Linked DNA regions of Homo sapiens: region 2 is linked to region 1. The links are chromatin contacts, found by Hi-C or POLR2A ChIA-PET in ENCODE. All regions are on one chromosome and are shown on one strand. The core of a region is the stretch at or near the end of the contact, and the rest is flanking DNA. Distances in the headings are between cores, read along the strand shown.

Region 1 (2,818 bases), core at 217-2,716:
CAGAAACTAGAATTGCACTCCCTGCTTTTTCCTGTTTTCCCCTTGCTTGGTAAATTTTCCTCCATCCCTTCATTTTCAGCCTACATGTGTCTTTGCATGTGAGATGAGTCTCTTGAAGAAAGCACACTGATGGGTCTTAACTCTTTACCCAGCTTGCTATTCTGTGTCTTTTAATTGGGACATTCAGCCAATTTACATTTAAGGATAATATTGCTATGTGTGAGTCTGATCCTGTCATCACGATGCTAGCTGGTTATTTGCAGAGTTGTTTATGTTGTTGCCTCATAGTGTCACTTGTCTGTGTACTTCAGTGTGTTGTGGCTGGGAGTGTTTTTTTCCTTTCCATATTTAGTGCTACCTTCAGGAGCTCTTGCAAGCCAGGCCTGATGGTGACAAATTCCCTCAGCATTTGCTTTTCTGAAAAGGATCTTATTTCTCCTTCACTTATGAATACTTAGATTGGCTGGATATGAAACTGAGTTGGAATTTTTTTTTCTTTAAGAATGTTGAATATTGTCCCCCAATCTCTTCTGGCTTGTGGGGTTTCTGCTGAGAGGTCCACTGTTAGTCTGACGGGATTCTCTTTGTGGGTAACCTGGCCTTTCTCTCTGGCTGCCCTTAACATTTTTTCTTTCATTTCAACCTTGGAGAATCTGATGATGATGTGTCTTGGGGTTGATGGTCTCATGGAGCATCTTACTGGGTTTCTCTGCATTTCCTGAATTTAAATGTTGGCCTGTCTTACTAGGTTGGGGAAGTTCTCACAAATGATATCCTGAATTATGTTTTCCAAATTGGTTCCATTCTCCCCATGTCTTTCAGGTACGCCAATCAGTTGTAGGTTCGATCTCTTTACATAATCTTATATACCATGGAATACTATGCAGCCATAAAAAGGAACAAGACCATGTCCTTTGCAGGAACATGGATGGTGCTGGAAGGCATTATCCTTGGCAAACTAATGCAGAAACAGAAAAACAAACACTGCATGTTCTCACTTATAAGTGGGAGCTGAACGATGAGAACACATGGACACACAGTTGGGGATCAATGCACACAGGGGCTTATCAGGGGGTGTGAGGCAGGAGAGCATCAGGAAGAATAGCTAAAGAATTCTGCACTTAATACCTAGCTGATGGGTTGATCTGTGCAGCAAACCACAATGGGCATGGCACACTGCCTGTGTAACAAACCTGCACATCCTGCACATGTGCCTCAGAACTTAAACTAAAAGTTGAGGGGGACAAAAAGAAAGCAAGCATAATTAATTTTAAAGGGTGCTGGTACATAATTAAGTCATTCTGTTGTTTTGGTTTGGCTTAGTTTTTTTCTGGCCTGGAACAATCTGTTCGGCTTATGCCAAAAACAAAGATCCCCCAGGCATAGGCGAAACATGATATTTTCAAACTTTCCTATGAGTCAGCGAAGGCAGTTTCACTTTTGTCCTGGGACACGTAATTCCAGGAAGCGCTTCCCCTGCCCTGGTACACTCAGCCTTCTCCCTCTCTGTTTTCAGGCCATCACACCTGCTCGTTCACAGAGGAGGCAAAAAAATGGATGATGGACAGAGATTTCCAGAGTCGTAATCATCCAGATGGTGGCCACTAGAAAAGACCAGAGAAAATGTCCAGGGTTGGAGTGCAGGGATGAGCCCAGAAGATGACATTGCAAGCAATGGCTGAACCTCTGAAGATTCATTTCGTCTCTTAAGGGTGTCCAAGTCTCTCCTCTGCCCATCAGGCCCCACTGGAGGATTCTGAACCCCTCTCCTTCAGTTACTCCTTCAGGTAACTGCCTGTAGTAGGTTGAAATGTATCGCCCAGAAAAGACATGTCCACATCCTAACCCCGGTCGCTGTGAATGAGACTCTGTTGGGAAATAGCATCTTTATAGATCATAATTAAGGATCCTAAGATGAGATCATCCTGGAGATTTGAGACACAGATGTGCAGAGGACAGATGAGGACAGAGAGAGATTGGAGCGATGCTGTCACAGACCGCAGAATTCCCAGCTCTGCCAGAGGGAGCGTGGCCCTGCTGTCACCTGGACTTCAGACATCTGCCCCCCAGAATTGTGAGAGAATCAATTTCTGATGTTTAAGCCACCTACTTTGTGGTCATTTGTTACGGCAGCCTTCAGAAAAAAATCCACTGCCAATCTAGCACCACAACCACCTATGTCCCCCAGGCCGCTCCTCCACCTGGCCTCCTCCCTCCTCTCCTGCTCAGGATGTAACCCTCCGGTCTGGCCCCAACACAGCACCTCCCTCTGGCGTGACTCCCCTCCACCCTCCACAGTCACAGGGCACACTCGCTAGAGATAGGGATCCATGTTTGGTGTTTCCTCTCTGCTTAACAACATCTGCTCCTGCAGCTCTTGAGTTACTTGCCATAGGAAAAGCCCAGGACTGGCCCTGCTGGGTCCCACCAATCACCCGGGGAGTGAAATCCCAACTACTCAGCCCAGCTCCTTCAACTCTATTTGCAGTTCACCCATCCTCTACCAAGACAATCACCACTCCTGCTGCCTGTACCTGGAAGGCACTTTCCTACCCGCTCAACGGCAGTCAACTCCCACTTTCCCCGAAGGACCCACACACAAGGTTTCCCAGTGCCGAATCCCACCCACATCGCAGGCAGCTCTGGGTTCCTGACATGTATCAGTGAATTCCTTTCCTGTTACCTCATTTTCTTTCAAGGAGTCGTTCTTCTTAGGTTCATGTCTTACCCCACCTAATGAATCAAATACCCTCTGAGGGCTTCAGTTTTGAGGTCGTGAACCCCATGTGGCTCCCAGGGGCCTTCCAGAACATGTGCC
Region 2 (2,818 bases), core at 199-2,698, 110 kb before region 1:
TTACTCAAGTTTGTGCTGCTGTTGAGAAAAGGCAGAATGCACCCTTGGGCAGTTCTCCCATTCCCGAACCCACCCACATGTCTGCCTCTCAACACTTGCTCAGCTGACTAAGCTACACCTTTCAGATATCAGCTGAAATCTCACTGGCCCTCCAAACCAGTTTAAACCCCTGCTGTGTGCTCCTTTAGCACCTTGGCCTTCCCCTTCATAGCACTTGGCTTAAATGTAAATGCCCAGTTGAGTTTTCATTATTCATTTGACATTGAGCCCCAGCCACCTCAGACGTTGCAAACTGGCCGACTGACTTGGGGACAGACCCATGGCTTTTTTTAAGGCCAGTCCCCTCTGACTTCTCCATGTGGGTTTTGAACTTAGCCTGCCATCCTTCCCTCTTATAGTTGTGGGAATTCAGATCAAGAAAGGAGGAAGCGCGTGACCAGGTTACCTAATTAGGGGAGGACACAGGATGTTCGTGTTGTTCATGAAGATGGACCTGAAGCATGCCGTGTGCATCGGGTTTTTCTGGGCTTTTCTGGAATGCTGAGCCCTTTTCTCGAGGGCAGTGCTCCCACCTACAGCATAGGATCAGGTGCACACATCTGTTGGCCTCTTCATTAGGTACAATTTAATGTATTAAATTTGGATACTGTTTCTAGGTTAGTAAAAGTGTGTCTTTATCAAATCCGATCATCATTTTTGTCTCATAAACAAGAGACAAGAAATTCTTCCAGGTAAAATGTTTCTCAACTGCCTCGTCACTGATTAGTAAAGTGAGTTTGTCTTAACAAGTCCATCTCTGTCCGATTTTCTGACAAACCAGGTAACATTTGAATAAATTCTCAAGATTGTGCCCAAGCCATATAAGGCATTAATGCATTTGAGGTTTGGATTTGAAAGCATCAGCTGCAGTTAGGAGCCCAGGCTTCGGTGTCACACTTGTGAGTTTGGTTCCTAGCTTCTCCTCTTACTCACTGTGTAGCCTTAGGCAGGTTATTCAACCTCTCTGTGCATGTGTCCTTATCTGTAAACTGTGATTATTAATAATATTACCTAAGCTGACTGTTGTGAAGATTACATGAGTTAATGTGTCTCCAGTACATAGAATAGTTCTGGGCCCAGAGTCAGAAAGAAATACTAGCTATTATTAGTAGTATGTTCATTAGTAGTTGATGTATCGCCATCATTTTATAGTCAAGCACCTAGAACTAAAAGTTATCCTAACACCCTGTAAGTGGATGGCTGTGGTTAATACAGAATATTTAGGCAAAATGTGTTTATGAAGACACTTCTGCCTGTTCTTGTTGTGTACTGCTTTCCATGTTGTGCTGTTGGATGCAAATGCCGATGTGAGCTAAGCTCTCTGCAGTCCAGAGGGCGGAGGTGACTGTGGCTTCTTTCTCATCTACCTAAAATGATGCATATTTGAGAAATGCTTTGTTTCTGGGGCTCTCACATGATTCAGGGGCAGTAAATCCCCAAAGGAATGTCACTTTTTTTATGGCTCATGGAACTAATGTCTCACCAAGCACACCTGGTCCAGCATACCCACCTAACCAAGGATTTCATAATTTGTGGAATTTTTCAACACATAGGTATATCAAATCATAACAAAAGAAAATCAGCACTCAAAGGTATGACTGCACCTTACATTTAAATCTGCTTCTCTCCCCATGAAAGATGATACTGAGTAGGAAAGGAAAACTGCAGGAGGGCAGAGAGCATCTTAGACCAAAGTTGAGTTCTCCTTTCTCTATGAAAAATGCCCGTTGTCTGACAGGTTTCGCCCAGATAGTACACACCATGAGGGCATGTGGCCCTGCATGGAACTGCTTCTGTTTCATCACAAATGACAAGGCAGCTGAAAGGCTGGGGCCAAATGCACAGCCTTGTTCTCACACAGCAGTGGAGAGAGCCCAGGCTTCTGCCACACAGACTTGTCCTTCCAGTGACCAAACAGCACGTGACCCAGTGGTGGAGAAAAGGAGGATGGAGAAATGGATTCCCTAGCCTGGGCCTCCCACTAGATCACTGTGACCCCTATTTAGCCTCCGAGGTAAAACTCTTTCCAAAATGTGTAAACCACCTTCACCTCTACATAAAATATGGAACACAATTGCAACTCAGCCTTTAATACATGTGTCACGACCGTGTGTAGTGTGGGCCGCGGTGGGCTGATGCTAATGGAAGTTCTGCCCAAAAGGCTTCCTGATTCAAACGCATCAGGAAATGGGTGAAAGGAAGTTAATCTGGTTTCCTTAAGATGACTCAGAGCCCCATTACACTAAGGGGCATTTCAGTCTCTCAGAGGAGGATACAGGAAGTAGTGTTTCCAGAATTTAGTTGACCACAGGCTACTCAAATTGCATTGCAGGATGAGAGCCAGGCAGAATGTATTTTGGGCCACAATTCTGAGGTTGTGCATCCGACAGGTGTAGGAAGACCAGAGCTAGCCAGAAAGTTTGAGGACCCACGTGCTTGTCCTGGCTCCACTTCCTCCCATTCCCTCGACCACAGGGACTGTCTACCTCTAAGCTGCTTTCTCACCTGTATGAAAAGGAGGTCAGTGATGCTTGTGGGCTCCTGGCCCTGTACACTGCGCAGGAAAGACTGAGGGATCACAGGCAACGGGCTCTAGAATCAGTGAAAGGCCACACAAACAGAAGACAGGTGTTGGTGCTCAGTTCTATTAACCCAGAAAAGACCAAGATACAATTTGGGGAAAATTCCCTGATTACATTTGTTCTATTCTGCTTTGCCAAGGGTTTCACTTAATTGAATGAATCCAATTTTACTCTATACAGATAAGTGTATAGAGCTG

The links. A loop is a pair of places that touch in the nucleus more often than their neighbours do. ChIA-PET counts read pairs that join two places held with the same protein, here RNA polymerase II (POLR2A). Pooled maps may share reads with other maps.
Region 2: a pooled map shows a loop between it and region 1 (2.4-fold over the local background). The contact joins two enhancer-like sites. A Hi-C loop is called at or near these places in 1 of 168 maps with a recorded cell type or tissue (OCI-LY7), 6 of 37 single-sample maps with no recorded cell type and 5 of 50 pooled maps. POLR2A ChIA-PET finds 5 or more read pairs at or near these places in 5 of 52 experiments (Caco-2, OCI-LY7, PC-9 and 2 more).

What each region holds. Positions count from the first base shown.
Region 1 is chr5:10,594,584-10,597,401 of GRCh38, reverse strand. All of the region lies in intron 1 of ANKRD33B (ankyrin repeat domain 33B), which reads right to left. Among named protein-coding and RNA genes, the nearest start is that of ANKRD33B, 32 kb to the right of the region's middle. RefSeq lists enhancers at 1,704-1,763, 991-2,190. Within about 2 kb of position 1,466, at least 20 of the 41 ENCODE cell types and tissues checked have a DNase peak (open chromatin) inside an H3K27ac peak, as active enhancers do; they include PC-9, where a contact is called at or near this core.
Region 2 is chr5:10,704,568-10,707,385 of GRCh38, reverse strand. The region is part of intron 2 of DAP (death associated protein); the gene reads left to right. Among named protein-coding and RNA genes, the nearest start is that of DAP-DT, 55 kb to the left of the region's middle. Within about 2 kb of position 1,448, at least 9 of the 41 ENCODE cell types and tissues checked have a DNase peak (open chromatin) inside an H3K27ac peak, as active enhancers do; they include PC-9, where a contact is called at or near this core.